Linked DNA regions of Homo sapiens: region 2 is linked to region 1. Evidence: chromatin loops called from intact Hi-C (ENCODE). Cell type or tissue: CD14-positive monocyte. All regions are shown on one strand. Each heading gives the region's core, and the rest is flanking DNA. Links, peaks and the distances in the headings are about the cores only.

The links. A loop is a pair of places that touch in the nucleus more often than their neighbours do. Peaks named below come from ENCODE experiments on the same cell type or tissue, not always from the same donor. Only the 100,000 strongest peaks of a DNase experiment are listed, where the experiment ranks them.
Region 2: a loop joins it to region 1, with 2.0 times the contacts of the local background. A loop is called at or near these places in 4 of 110 quality-filtered maps.

What each region holds. Positions count from the first base shown.
Region 1 is chr6:159,979,283-159,984,282 of GRCh38, forward strand. The region is part of intron 1 of IGF2R (insulin like growth factor 2 receptor); the gene reads left to right. Among named protein-coding and RNA genes, the nearest start is that of IGF2R, 13 kb to the left of the region's middle. RefSeq lists enhancers at 697-1,687, 2,520-2,569, 2,580-2,689, 2,880-3,049, 3,797-4,036 and a silencer at 3,915-4,209. In CD14-positive monocyte, for the core only: no CTCF peak of the experiment used is centred there; DNase peaks (open chromatin) are centred at 119, 2,399, 2,779, 4,699 and 1 weaker place; H3K4me3 peaks cover 3,351 bases; H3K27ac peaks cover 2,962 bases; H3K27me3 peaks cover 1,378 bases.
Region 2 is chr6:159,716,999-159,725,462 of GRCh38, forward strand. It overlaps a transcript of SOD2 not described here and the pseudogene RNU4ATAC18P. Among named protein-coding and RNA genes, the nearest start is that of WTAP, 6.3 kb to the right of the region's middle. In CD14-positive monocyte, for the core only: CTCF peaks have their summits at 3,906 and 4,107; no DNase peak of the experiment used is centred there.

The DNA.
Region 1 (5,000 bases), core at 1-5,000:
CCTGCGCCCCACCCTGGCCTGCAAATAGAGTGCCAAGCCACCAGAATAGAAGTGCTAAAGTAGTGAGTTTCCTAGAAGTGGCAAGCCTGAGACTCCAGTGAGTCACCCTCATTGTTCCCCTGAGGCACCCTGCCTCCACCTGCTCTCTGCTCTCGAAGCGTCAGTTATACCAGCACTTCTCTCTTCTCTTTTGTCTCTTTTTACAGTCACCCCTTTAGAGTGACAGGCAGCGTGAGCTCATGGCCTTGACTTTGCTGGACATGCGGAGGGAGAGGAGAGCTGGTGGCAGAGTCGGGGGTTGGGCCCTGAGGATGGGGCTGTTTTATTGGAGAGTCCGCTGTCACCAGGCCTTTCTGTAAAAGGCTGGAAGTGAGCGAGTGAACCAGGCACCCTGGTGGGGGGCCTGCATGTCAGACCCAGCGGGAAGCATGTCTGACTTGGTTGAGAGGCAGCTAAGGGCCCAGTGTGTCTGGGTGGGCTGAGCCATTGGGAGAATGGAGGGAGGGGCCAGAGAGCACGGAGGATTAGCTGTGGCCAGATCACAGAGGCTGTGGGACTTTGGGCTCCCTCTGGGTAAAAGCCAGAGCCCTTGAGGACTTCAGTAGATTGGTGGATTGAAAGGCACATGGGCCGGTGCTGTGGCTCATGCCTGTAATCCCAGCACTTTGGGAGGCCGAGGCGGGTGGATCACGAGGTCAGGAGATCGAGACCACGGTGAAACCCTGTCTCTACTAAAAATACAAAAAATCTTAGATGGGCGCGGTGGCGGGCGCCTGTAGTCCCAGCTACTCGGGAGGCTGTGGCAGGAGAATGGTGTGAACCCGGGAGGCGGAGCTTGCAGTGAGCTGAGATCGCACCGCTGCACTCCAGCCTGGGCAACACAGTGAGACTCCGTCTCAAAAAAGAAAGAAAGAAAGAAAGAAAGAAAGAAAGAAAGAAAGAAAGAAAGAAAGAAAGGTACATGGAAGATTCGATTGCTTGGATTGCCTTAGGGAACTATGAGATCCCTAGGTGAGGGTTGCAGTTGAGCATGGTAGCTGCTTTTCCTCTTCAGGTTGCCTTTAGGCTGCGATGGAGATAGCATGAGCTCTGGAGCAGGACAGGCTTCTTTCTAACATGGGCTTGGCCACTTTGTGAATTTGTGATCAGAGACAAGGTCACGGACCTCACTGGGACCTCCCTAGGCTGTCCATTCTGAGTCTGTAAGAAGGTGGAGAGGGGCAGCCCCAGCTGGGTGTTAGGCTTTGCGGAGCCTCTGCTGTCTGATGTTTGGCTCCAGCATCTTCAAAGCAGGGGCTTTTCTCCTCTGTCCACCTGATTGGCCTTTGTGAGGAACCACCACCTGGCGGTGGCCTCATTAGCATCATGGGCCAGCCAGCTGAGCTGACAGCCCGCAGGTTTTCTAGAAAGGCCCACCTTCCCTTGTAGTTTGCACACTCCAGGAAGGGCCCTGGGTCTGGGAGGGTTTTCTGGGACCTTGGTGACAGGGAGAGTAGGGGGCTGAACATTAAGGTCTGAATTCTGCGCTGGGGGCTGGATTGTCCTTAAAGGCGGTTGGCCTCAGACATCCACATGGCAAAGCAGGGAGTTTAGCCCATCTACAACTCTTCTTTATACATGAGGAGCAAAGTATGAGACCGCCCAGGTAATTGCTCTGATTGGAAGAAAATCATCACGGAGCAGGGTTTAGGGTTGAAATACTGGCCTGCATCCTGTACTGTTGAGTTGATCTGAGCCAAGGATAGCAGAGAGGACCAGCCATTTTTGTGGTAGCTTTCTGTTGTGGAGGGCACTTGCCCACCTCCTGGGAACGCCACACCCTGGTGTGTTTGCCCTTGTTCTGTTTCCCCTGCTGCTCTTCTGCTGGAAGCTCTGGACTCACCTGTCTCTGTTGTGGATGGTGCAGGGCGGGCAGGCCAGAGTGGCATCCTTGTCCTGAGAGGTCCCAGGAGGCAGTTGAGTGTGTATGTGTGCGTGAGTGCGTGTGTGAGTGCACGAGTGTGTGAGTGCAAGTGTGTGTGTCTGAGTGTCTGTGAGTGCAAGTGTGTGTGTCTGAGTGTGTGTGTGTGAGTGTGTTTGTCTGAGTGCGTGTGTCTCTGTCTTCATCAGCTCCTAGGAGATGCCTCCGGACAGGGGCCTGCCCGTCTCTCCCTCCAGTTCCTTGCCAGTGTCATGTGACACTCCTTTCAGAGGGCACCCCCCGCCCCCAGCCAACTCACCTTTTTTTGTAAACTTAGTTTTTAAGCAGTCCAACTCTCTCTCTGGATTCAAATGAAAGCTTTAGATCATAGTCTGTTTCGATAGCTCTGTGTTCCTGGTGGTGGTTTTCTCCTCACAATGACCTTGTAGGCTAGCTGAGTTTTGTCGAGGAAGTTGAGCTGGGAGAGACTGGCTCACACAGCTTGTTAGTCAGCGCTGGGGCAGGAATCTGGCCCAGGCCCTTCATGGCACCTTTCTTAGGGTAGCGTGCCCCCTCTCTATTCCAGGTGACCTCTGTTACGCAGTCCCCATTGCCTGCCCTGGTTCCCTGGGCTCTGACATCAACTTAGATGTCGTGTTTGACTTAGGGCTTCCAGCCGGATCCCTCTCCATACACCGGGCTTCCTTCCAGACCCTGCATACCTCTCAGGGAAAACCAAAGGCTGACGTTTGGCATTTCCCTGCTTCTATTTATTTGTATTTGTCGGCCCTGTATCTTTGTCCACAGCTTTGTGGGTTTGTTAGAATAGGAAGTGAAGTACTTCCTATATAAGCTCTGGCCATGCTGTGTCAAACTCACGTGCTTCCCCAGCCTTCAGCTCGGGGTAGGAGTCTTCATGCAAATCAGATTGTTTCTCTTTTAGTGTAGGCAACAGCAAGTTGTTGACGACAGTGGTTACCTTAGGCTCTTGACATTCTGCTCCCAAGGTCCAGTGTGGGAACCCTGCCTCCTTGCTCCTCTTCCTTGCTGTTTTTTCCCTTTCTCCTTAGTTAAGGAGACTGGTCTGGATTTCTGAAGGTGACTGTGCTGGATATGTATGAGCTGAAACACTGTCTGATACTGTTGAGGGACAGTAGTGAGCCAGGTGATTTCTTGAATACTCTGTTAGAGGACTTGCGTGCATGTCGAAAGTAGGAGAATCTTTTTTGGATGTTCAGGTTGGAAACACTTCACATTCTCTTTGTCTCCAACATGTTAGATTTGTTGCTTGCTGTAGACTCAGAGAAACATTTCTCTAGCTAGTGACCATGTATCTTGTTATGTGAATTTCACTTATGTGTCACCAACTGGGTTTCTGTCTTTTAAGGAAACCAAATTACAGATTCACACGTGCCTACTTTTATTATTACTGATCCCATCCTGCCTTTATCTTGCTTTATTAATTGCAGGCCAGTAGTAAAATGTTTAATAGTTACATGACCATTAGCATAACCCCAAGATTCACAGGGACTGAGGAAACTAAGATATATTTTAAAAGAGTTTGGATATATGGCAATAAATGAGGAAGGGACAGAGTGATACTTCATGGAGATGTTTTGTGTTGAAGGGAAGGAACCCAGTTTTCTAAGATTTATTTTCTTTAAGAGATTGAGCATACCATATATTTTGATCATAGAATTTTACATACTTTAGATGCTAGCTGTTTTTAAAAGGAAAGAACTCCAAATTACATCTTGCAAGCTATTGTGGTTTTGCAAGCATTGAGTGATGGCATATATGAAAACTCTGAGAGGTGTCATATTAAGATACCAATGTCAGTTTAAAGATATTCTATATCTGTATCCCTATGACATTGTATTTTGAATTTTTTATTTTTCATTTTTGGACAGACATTTAGAACTCACTCAGTGGAGATGGCTCTGCATCTCTGTTTTAAGCTTTTTGAACTCTAGGCAGCTGTGTCGGCCTGGGGCTACATTGACTTCTTCATTGCAGCCCCTCGATTGGTTTCGTCTGGACCAGGGTGGGTTTCGATTGCGGCCCTTGCTGGAACAGTAGCAGGAAAGTAGAAACACCTTCCTGTCTCTGGGTTAACCAGCTGACAGTCTGTTACTTGTGTGCTTCCTTCTAATTGGTAATCTGCCAACACCTTTCAGGATATTATGAAATTTCAAGCAAATGAGGTTAAAATGGAACCTCTGTACTTCTGAACAGGCGTGGACTGACTGCAGTTCTCCAGGATAGTTTCAGCAGAAGCAGTGAGATTACAGTCAGGAGCAAAACAGTATCTGAGCTTTCTTTATGGGAAAGATTCCGACTGTGTGCTTGGTTTATATGGTTAAATTAATTGCCCTTGTTAAATTAAAAAAATAGGGTATGTTTCTGCCACAGACTTTGCTTTAAAAGCAGAGATCTTCTAAAGTCATTTGCCTTGTATTTGACTTCTGCTGCTCCCCGTTTCCTGCTGGGCCTGATGGTTTGATTGTAGAATGTTTCTGAGTTGTGTCACTGTTGGACTCTGCTGAGCTGAGTAGTCTCATTAAAGGAGAGTGTGCATCTGAGTTGAGGAAGACAATATAGATGTGGACCTTGTTTGTAGAGTTCACAAGCTGCTTACATAGAAATAGCAAGGACAGTGCAGCCAGTGGGAAGGAGCCGGCTGAGGGACTTGATATTATTTCCATGGAAACCAGTTGGGTATGGGAAGAGAGGTTGTGGAAGGCAATGCTCTGGTGTTTGGCAATTCACACTGTGCAGAAGAGAAAGCAGAACTGGACTGGGAGTATAGAGTAGCAGAAGTTTAAGCTTGGGGAAGAAGTTGAGCAAGGAAAAGCATATGATCTGTTGATCAGCATGATGTGATGTGGTCTGAATCTTCAGACAGTTCACAGCTTTTTCATAGAGGCTGTCCTCAGATGGGTTCAACCATTCTGAGAATTCTGCCTTTACGATATAAGTAGTATCCATGACATTAAAAACGAGAAGAGAAGCGTTTTGGCCAATGACGGACTGCATAAACTACAGTCTGCATAAATGACCTTGGTCCTAGAAGATTAGGATGAAGCTGAACAATTCTTAT
Region 2 (8,464 bases), core at 1,684-6,683, 260 kb before region 1:
TTCTGGCATGCTAAATCCTTTTCAGAAAGCTGCTATTATTTGTACTGAATGGGCAACTAGGAAAGAATTACAGGGATCAGGACAGGGAAATTACATGCAAAAGGTGCCTTTATTTTTCCTAATGAAGGGATTTTTTTCCAGTAGCTGGACAAGCCTGTTTCCGAGAATAATTGACTCTGAGCTACCCATACCTCTGTTACCTCTGTTGACCAACAGATGCTCCTTACTCCCACCAAGGAGTTCAGAATGTTTAAAACCTAACTCTATCTTTATTTTTTTACTATAATTATTTTAGAATTAGAGACAGGGTCTCGCTGTGTTGCCCAGGAGGGTCTTGAACTCCTGGGTTCAAGGACTTCTCCCACCTCAGTATCCCAAAGTTCTAGGCTTATAGGCATGAGCCACTGTGCCTAACCATAAAATTATTATTTTTATTTGACACATAATAACTGTACATATTCTGGAGTACACTGTGATATTTCCATACATGTATACAATGTGTAGTGATCAAATCAGGGTAATTGGCACATCTATCAATTCAAATATCTATTATTTCTTTGTGCTGAAAATATTCAAAATCTGCTCTTCTATTTGAAAATATACAATAAATTGTTTGTTATTATAGTTACCCAATGGTGCTGTAGAACACTAGCACTTATTCCTCCCATCTAGCTGTACTGTTGTATCTGTTAATAACCTCTGGCTGTCCCCTCCCTACCCCTACCCTTTCCAGTCTCTAGTAACCGCTATTCTACTCTCTACTTCCATGAGATCAACTTTTTTAGCTTTCACCTATCAGTGAGAACATGCAGTACTTCTCTTTCTGTGCTTGGCTTATTTCACTTAATATAATGTCCTCCTGTGGCTAAATAGTATTCATACATATATATGTATGGATATGTGTGTGTGTGTGTGTGTGTGTGTGTGTGTATATGTGTATATATATATACACTCACACATACACAATTTTTTTTTCTTTTTCTTTCTCTCTCCTTTTCTCTTTCTTTCTGGGATAGGGTCTCTCCCCTCTGTCACCCAGGCTGGAATGCAGAGGTGCATTCATAGCTCACTATAGCCTTGAACTCCTGGGCTCATGAAATCTTCTCACCTCAGCCTCCCAAGTAGCTGGGACTATAGGCGCACACCACCATGCCTGGCTAATTTTTATTTTTTTGTAGAGGTGGGGTCTCACTTTGTTGCCCAGGCTGGTCTCAAACCCTCCTTGAGCAATTCTCCCACTTCTAAATTCCCAGCCTCCTAAAGTGCTGGGATTACAGGTATAAGCCACCATGCCTGGTCATATATACCACATTTTCCTTATCCATTCATCTGTTGATGGACACTTAGGCTGAGTCTTTATCTTGGTTATTGTGAATGGTGCTTCAACATACATGGGAACGCAGATATCTCATCAACATATGAATTTCTGAAATAATATTTTAATAATAGTCTAGTAAAAATTATGATAACAATCTACTGAATTATTTTTTAAAAAAAACTTAGAATGTCAGAAGTCTTTGTGGTCTGCAGAGAAAATGAAGACTAAATGTTATAGCTTTAATTATAATTTTAAAAATCTAAATGTTCACTAAATCTGAAAGATTAGATATATTGGGTTATGTTGCATTGCTGCTCACAGTAAAATCTTGTAAGTCAGTATAAAATCCACTAGATTAGAAAAAGAAAAGTAGGCTAGGAAGTTTGGTTTGGCTTCCCTATCTGTAAAACCACAACTGTCTATGCTTGACACAAACTAAGGTAAATAAATAATGTGTCTTAGGCTAATTGCTAACTGTGAATAGGAGATAACCTGGCATAGAAGAGTAGAAAGAGCATTCCAGGCAGAAAGAATGGACTCAGCAGAGGTACTAACTGGTGAAACAGCATGACATGGTCATAGTCACACCAGACGTGAGCTCTTGAGAGCGTCGTGGATTAACATTAACATTTTTAACCAACAACTCTGATAATCTCTCCAGGATCCCTGGATTTCTGGGTGCCAATAACAAAAGCTAGACTTACTGTTTTTTTTTTCCTCTGTACTTCTGCAATAGATTGAATGTTTGCGTCCACCCAAAATTCATGTTGAAATCTTAACCCCTAATGTGGAGGTAGGTGGTGAGGCCCTTGGAAGGGGATTAGGTCATGAAGGTAGGGCCTTCATGAATGAGATCAGTGCCCTTATAAAAGGGACCCCATAGAGCTCTCTTTTCCTGTTTTCACCACATAAGAGATAAGAGAAGTCGGCTGGCATGGTAACCCATGCCTATAATCCCAGCACTTTGGGAGGCAGAGGCAGGTGGATCACGAGGTCAGGAGTTCAAGACCAGCCTGGCCAACATGGTGAAACTCTGTCTTTACTATGTCTCTACTCATGTCTCTAGCTGAGTACGGTGGCATGTGCCTGTAATCCCAGCTACTCAGGCTGCTGAGGTGGGAAAATCGCTTGAACCAAGGAGGCGGAGGTTGCAGTGAGCCGAGATCGGGAGAGGTGGCTTGTGCTTGTGGTCGCAGCTACTGGAGAGGCTGAGACAGGAGGATCACCTGGGCAAAGGAGGTGGAGTCTGCAGTGAGCCAAGATCATGCTACCTCACTCCAGCCTGGGCAACAGAGCAACACCCTTTCTCAAAAAAAAAAAAAAAAAAAAGTTGCAGGCTAAGTATTAGGCTGATGGCAAAGAAGTGGCCAATTCACTTAATCTAACTCAGTATTATGGTTTTTTCTTTTATTTTCTTTTTTTTTTTTGAGAGAGTCTTATTCTGTCCCCCAGGTTGGAGTGCAGTCACGCGATCTTGGCTCACTGCAACCTCCACCTCCCGGGTTCAAGAGAGTCTCCTGCCTCAGCCTCCCAAGTAGTTGGATTACAAATGTGTGCCACCATACCCGGCTAATTTTTGTATTTTTTAGCAGAGACAGGGTTTCACCATGTTGGCTAGGCTGGTCTCGAACTCCCGACCTCAAGTGATCTGCCTGCCTCGGTCTCCCAAAGTCCTGGGATTACAGGCATGAGACACCATGCCCAGCCTTGCTTTTTTTTTTTTTTGGTGGGGGGGACAGAGTCTCACTCCGTCTCCCAGGCTGGAGTGCAGTGGCACGATCTCAGCTCATTGCAACCTCTGCCTCCCGGGTTCAAGCGAATCTCCTGTCTCATCCTCCGGAGTAGCTGGGATTACAGACGCCCGCCACCACGCCCGGCTAATTTTTTTGTGTATATATAAATATATATTTTTTTAGCAAAGACAGAGTTTCACCATGTTGGCCAGGCTGGTCACGAATCTTGACCTCAAATGATCCGCCCACCTCGGCCTCCTAGAGTGCTGGGATTACAGGCGTAAGCCACCGTGCCCAGCCTGTATGTACTTTTTAATACAGTAATATGTAAATAACTGTGTGTGTATGGGAAAGCTGTTTTTCATTTCTCCAAAAACTGCACCAAGGCAAAGCAAAGCTCTAGTTGATTTCGGTGTGTTGTGCAGGAGTTAGCAGTACTGCCCTCACTAGGTACCCATTGGACAGTAGTGCAACCCCAAGAAAAGGATGGTAGTAAGTTAACTTTCATCACGCGTTGATATTTCATTTGAAATGGTGACTTGAAGCTGGTTAGATACTGAAACTGAGACTATAGTATGCCTAACTCAGCTGCTCAATAACTATTTATTGCTTATAGTCTTACGACTTTTTTTTTAGAATAATTATCTTTGCTAGTACTATCAGATTTGCATGACAACCCTTTCTCTTGTATTCTCTGTAAACTGGAGGTTGTCCCACTATTACTGATACTAAATTTGATGGTTTGGTTCAAATGGTGACCACCAGATGGCTCCACTATACAGGTGTATTTTCTTTACCTTTTTTTTTTTTTTTTTTTTTTTTTTTGAGACAGTGTCTTGTTGTGTCGCCCAGGCTGTAGTGCAATGGCGCGATCTCGGCTCAGTGCAACCTCTGCTCCTGGGTTCAAGTGATTCTCCTGCCTCAGCCTCCCAAGGAGCTGGGACTACAGGCACATGCCACTGCACCCGACTATTTTTTTTTTGTATTTTTATTTTTATTTAATTTTTATTTATTTATATTTTTTAATTTTTTTTTTGAGACGGAGTCTCGCTCTGTCACCCAGGCTGGAGTGCAATGGCACAATCTCAGCTCGCTGCAAGCTCTGCCTCCTGGGTTCATGCCATTCTCCTGCCTCAGCCTCCCGAGTAGCTGGGACCACTGGTGACCACCACCACGCCTGGCTAATTTTTTGTATTTTTAGTAGAGATGGGGTTTCACCATGTTAGCCAGGATGGTCTCAATCTCCTGACCTCGTGATCTGCCCGCCTCGGCCTCCCAAAGTGCTGGGATTACAGGCATGAGCCACCGTGCCCAGCCGTTTTATTTATTTATTTTTGAGACGGAGTTTTGCTCTCATTGCCCAGGCTGGAGTGCAATGGTGCGATCTTGGCTCACCACAACCTCCATCTCCTGGGTTCAAGCAATTCTCCTGCCTCAGCCTCCTGAGTAGCTGGGATTACAGGCATGTGCCACCATGCCCGGCTAATTTTGTATTTTTAGTAGAGACGGGGTTTCTCCACGTTGGTCAGGCTGGTCTCGAACTCCCAACCTCAGGTGATCTGCCTGCCTTGGCCTCCCAAAGTGCTGGGATTACAGGATTACAGGCATGAGCCACTGCGGCTGACCTTTTTTTTTTTTTTTTTTTTTTTTGTATTTTTAGTAGAGATGGGGTTTCACTATGTTGCCAGGTTGGTCTTGAACTCCTGACCTCATGATCTGCTAGCCTCGGCCTCCCAAAGTGCTGGGATTACAGGCGTAAGCCACCACACCCAGCCTGTAATTTCTTTTACAATTAGGTAAGTAGCCTGTAGAGTGATACTTTGATGGCATTTCCCAGCAATCTTTCATCTAAAGGTTTTGAAGTCCATTGATAGTCCTTGTCTGAGTCAATTATTTCATTAAGGTTTGCATCATGGTTATTGTCTAATTCTATATTTTATTTTATACTTATTAGCTGGCATCCTATAGTAAAGAAGAGTTTTTCCTCATCAACTGGGTATAAACCACATTCTTTATTAAAAAAAAAAAGAAAAAAAAAGCAGGGTAGGTTGGGAGCAGTGGCCCATGCCTGTACTCCCAGCGCTTTGGGAGGTTGAGGTGGGAGCATCACTTGAGCCCAGGAGTTCAAGACCAGCCTGGGCAACATAGCAAGACCCCATCTCTAAAAAAACAAAAAAGCAAGCAAAAACACTTAGCCAGGTATGGTGGCAGGCACCTGTAGTCCCAGCTTCTGACGAGGCACGAGGATCACTTGAGCCCAGGAGGTCAAGACTGCAGTGAGCCATGTTTGTGCCACTGCACTCCAGCCTGGATGACAGAGCAAGACTCTGTCTTAAAAACAAAAACAAATGAAACAAAAAACAAACAGGGTAAATGCTATCTCCCTTTAATAACTAATTTTCAGAGTATCAAATTGGTGTAATAGACACTACCAATGATGGAAAAATAGTTTCCCTCTTCTCATTCTCTCTTCTCTGTACTAGAGAGTAGACTTTTATTTATTCAGTATTTGCAATCAATTGTATTCATTTTCTTTTTGACGCTAAAATTGCCCTAAATTTGCCCCCTGGGAGATCCTTCAAGCTGGCTCCCATGTCTCTAAAATTTATTTTTGAGAGACTGAAAATACAAATGGTAAATGGCCAGAATATACATAAAAACAGAATTCTGACCCATTACCTACAACAACTAGCCCAGTAAACCAACCACTTATTTACCATAAGTGTACTCTCAGCCTGAAAGCCAAACCTGCTATCAACCAGACTTGTAGGAAGTCAGACTGCTATCTCTGGTAGCAATCCAGGAAGCTAAATAATAACTTCTATGACAATCAGCTCAAAATGGCCAGGACTTGATTAAAACTTGACAGCTTCCCTACTTTTTGTCCTCACTTCTAGCTTATGCCCATCCAGAGAAAGCCAAATATGCTCCTTTAACCAAGACCATAGGATGCCAACTTGTAGTTAGCTTCCAGCTTCCCCATGCCAACAGCTTCCAATCAGGCATACCTGTGAAACCTTTCCTTTTGTCCACTGTAAAGCTTTCCCACTCCTCTGCATGCCTTTGAACCTCTGCTAAAACATAAGGGATGGTGGCTGACTCCCTTGCTACAGCAAGTTCTCAATCGACTTTGCTTTTCTCATTTGGTTTGCAATAAAATGCATTCTTTACAGTGACACAATTTGATGAATTTTGACAAACGTATACATTCCCACTAACCATGACACAGAACATTTCCATCACCCCCAAAAGTTCTCCCATTTTCCTTTCCAGTCAATTCCTTCTCTCTTCCCCTCCTAACCAACCACTGATCTGCTATCTACCACTATGGATTAGTGTTGTTTGTTCTCCTAACTACAGTTGGCATAGCCTCATTGGTCTAAGCACTTCCTCTGCATTCAGGCACAACGAAATACCTGGCTCATCTTGTACCTTTCCCGTCCCAGAGCTGGAATCAGCCAGTTCTCCAAAGGAGCTCTGGATCTTTTTAGTGGGAAATGGAATTTAGAAACCAAGATCTCAGTGTCAGATGTGCTCACTGTTACTGTAGGGTGCCCATGCCTATACATCCTGGTTCAGCCAGGACTGTTCCAGTTTTAATCTGAAAGTCCAGCATCCAGAGAAAACCCCTCTGTTTGTGGCAAACTAGAACAACTGGTCACCCTAGTGCTTCTAGGCCCTTTCAGTCCACAGAACTAGGACTTTTTTTTGCAGTTGAAACTTTTTTTTCTTTTTGATAGGGTCTGTTGCCCAAGCTGTAGTGCACTGGTGAGATCACAGCTCATTGTAACTTTAAACTCCTGGGCTCATTTGGGCCTCTCGCCTCAGCCTCCCAAGTAGCTAGGACTATAGGCACAGGCCACCACCCCTGGCTATTTTATTATTTTGTATTTTGTAGAGACAAGATCTCACTGTGTTGCCCAGGCTGGTCTTGAACTCCTAAGCCACTTTGGCTTCCCAAAGCACTGGGATTACAGGTGTGTGCCACTGCACCCAGCCCTCCAGTTTAAACTCAATACTACAGACTTTTTTTTTCTGAACTTCTTAAAATTCTTTATATTAGTTTCCACCCCCACCCCCGGATGAATGAACGTCTTAAAAATTGTTTTAAATTTTTTAAAAAATGGAGACAGGGTCTTGCTATGTTGCCCAGGCTGGTCTCAAACTCCTGGACTCTAGTGATCCTCCCGCTTTGGCCTATCAAAGTGCTGGGATTACAGGCATCAGCCACCCGGCCCTTTTCTGAACTTCTTTGATCTTGTGTTTGTATCTCATTCTCTCACACACTGCACATCTTTGTATATAGTAACATTAAAATACTTATGTTATCCTACCATATACAGTACAGAGTTTTAAAACCACAGTAACAATGTTACCATTAATCATAAATCAGTGAAGCTGAAAGCTCCTGTGCACTTTTTTCATCCTTAGAATACACAGTTGACCCTTGAACAACACTGGTTTGGACTGCCAGGGTCCACCTATATGTGGATTTTTTTCACCCCAACACAGATGAAAAATACAGTGGGGCGAGGGACGGTGGCTCACACCTATAATCCCAGCATTTTGGGAGGCTAGGTGGGAGGATCACTTGAGCCCAGGAGTTCAAGACCAGCCTAGGCAACACAGCTCTCTACTGAAAATAGAAAAAAATTAGCTAGATGTGCTGGCACATGCCTGTGGTCCCAGCTACTCGGGAGGCTGAGATGGGAGGATTGCTTGAGCCCAGGAAGTCAAGGCTGTAGTGAGCCATGATCGTACCACTGCACTCCAGCCTGGACGACAGAGTCAGACCCTGTTCTCAAAAAAGAAAAAAAAAAAGAAAAGCAAGAGAAGGGAAGGAAGGGAGGGGGGAAGAGAGGGAGGGAGGGAAGAAGGGAGGGAAGAAGAGAGGGAGAGAAAGAAAAAAAGAAAAGAAAAAGAAAGGAAAGGGAAGGAAGGAAGAAAACAAAACAGAAGTACAGTGGGATGCAAAACACACCTACACAAAGAACCAACTTTCCCTATGCTCAGCTCCGGGACTTTAGTATGCAGATTTCTGTATATGCTCGCAGAAGGTCCTAAATCCAATCTCCTGCATATAAGGAAAGACTACACTATCACAACACAGATACACTACTAGAGTACTGTGTTCAAAAGCTCAGAGGGGCCAGTGGTGGTGGTTCATTCCTGTAATCCCAGCACTTTGGGAGGCCAACCTGCAGGCGGATCACCTGAGGTCAGGAGTTCCAGACCAGCCTGGCCAACATGGTGAAATCCCATCTCTATTAAAAATACAAAAATCAGCAGGGGATGGTGGCGCATGCCTGTAATCCCAGCTATTCAGGAGGCTGAGCTGAGAGAATCGCTTGAACCCAGGAGACAGAGGTTGCAGTGAGCTGAGATTGCACCACTGCACTCCAGCCTGGGCAAC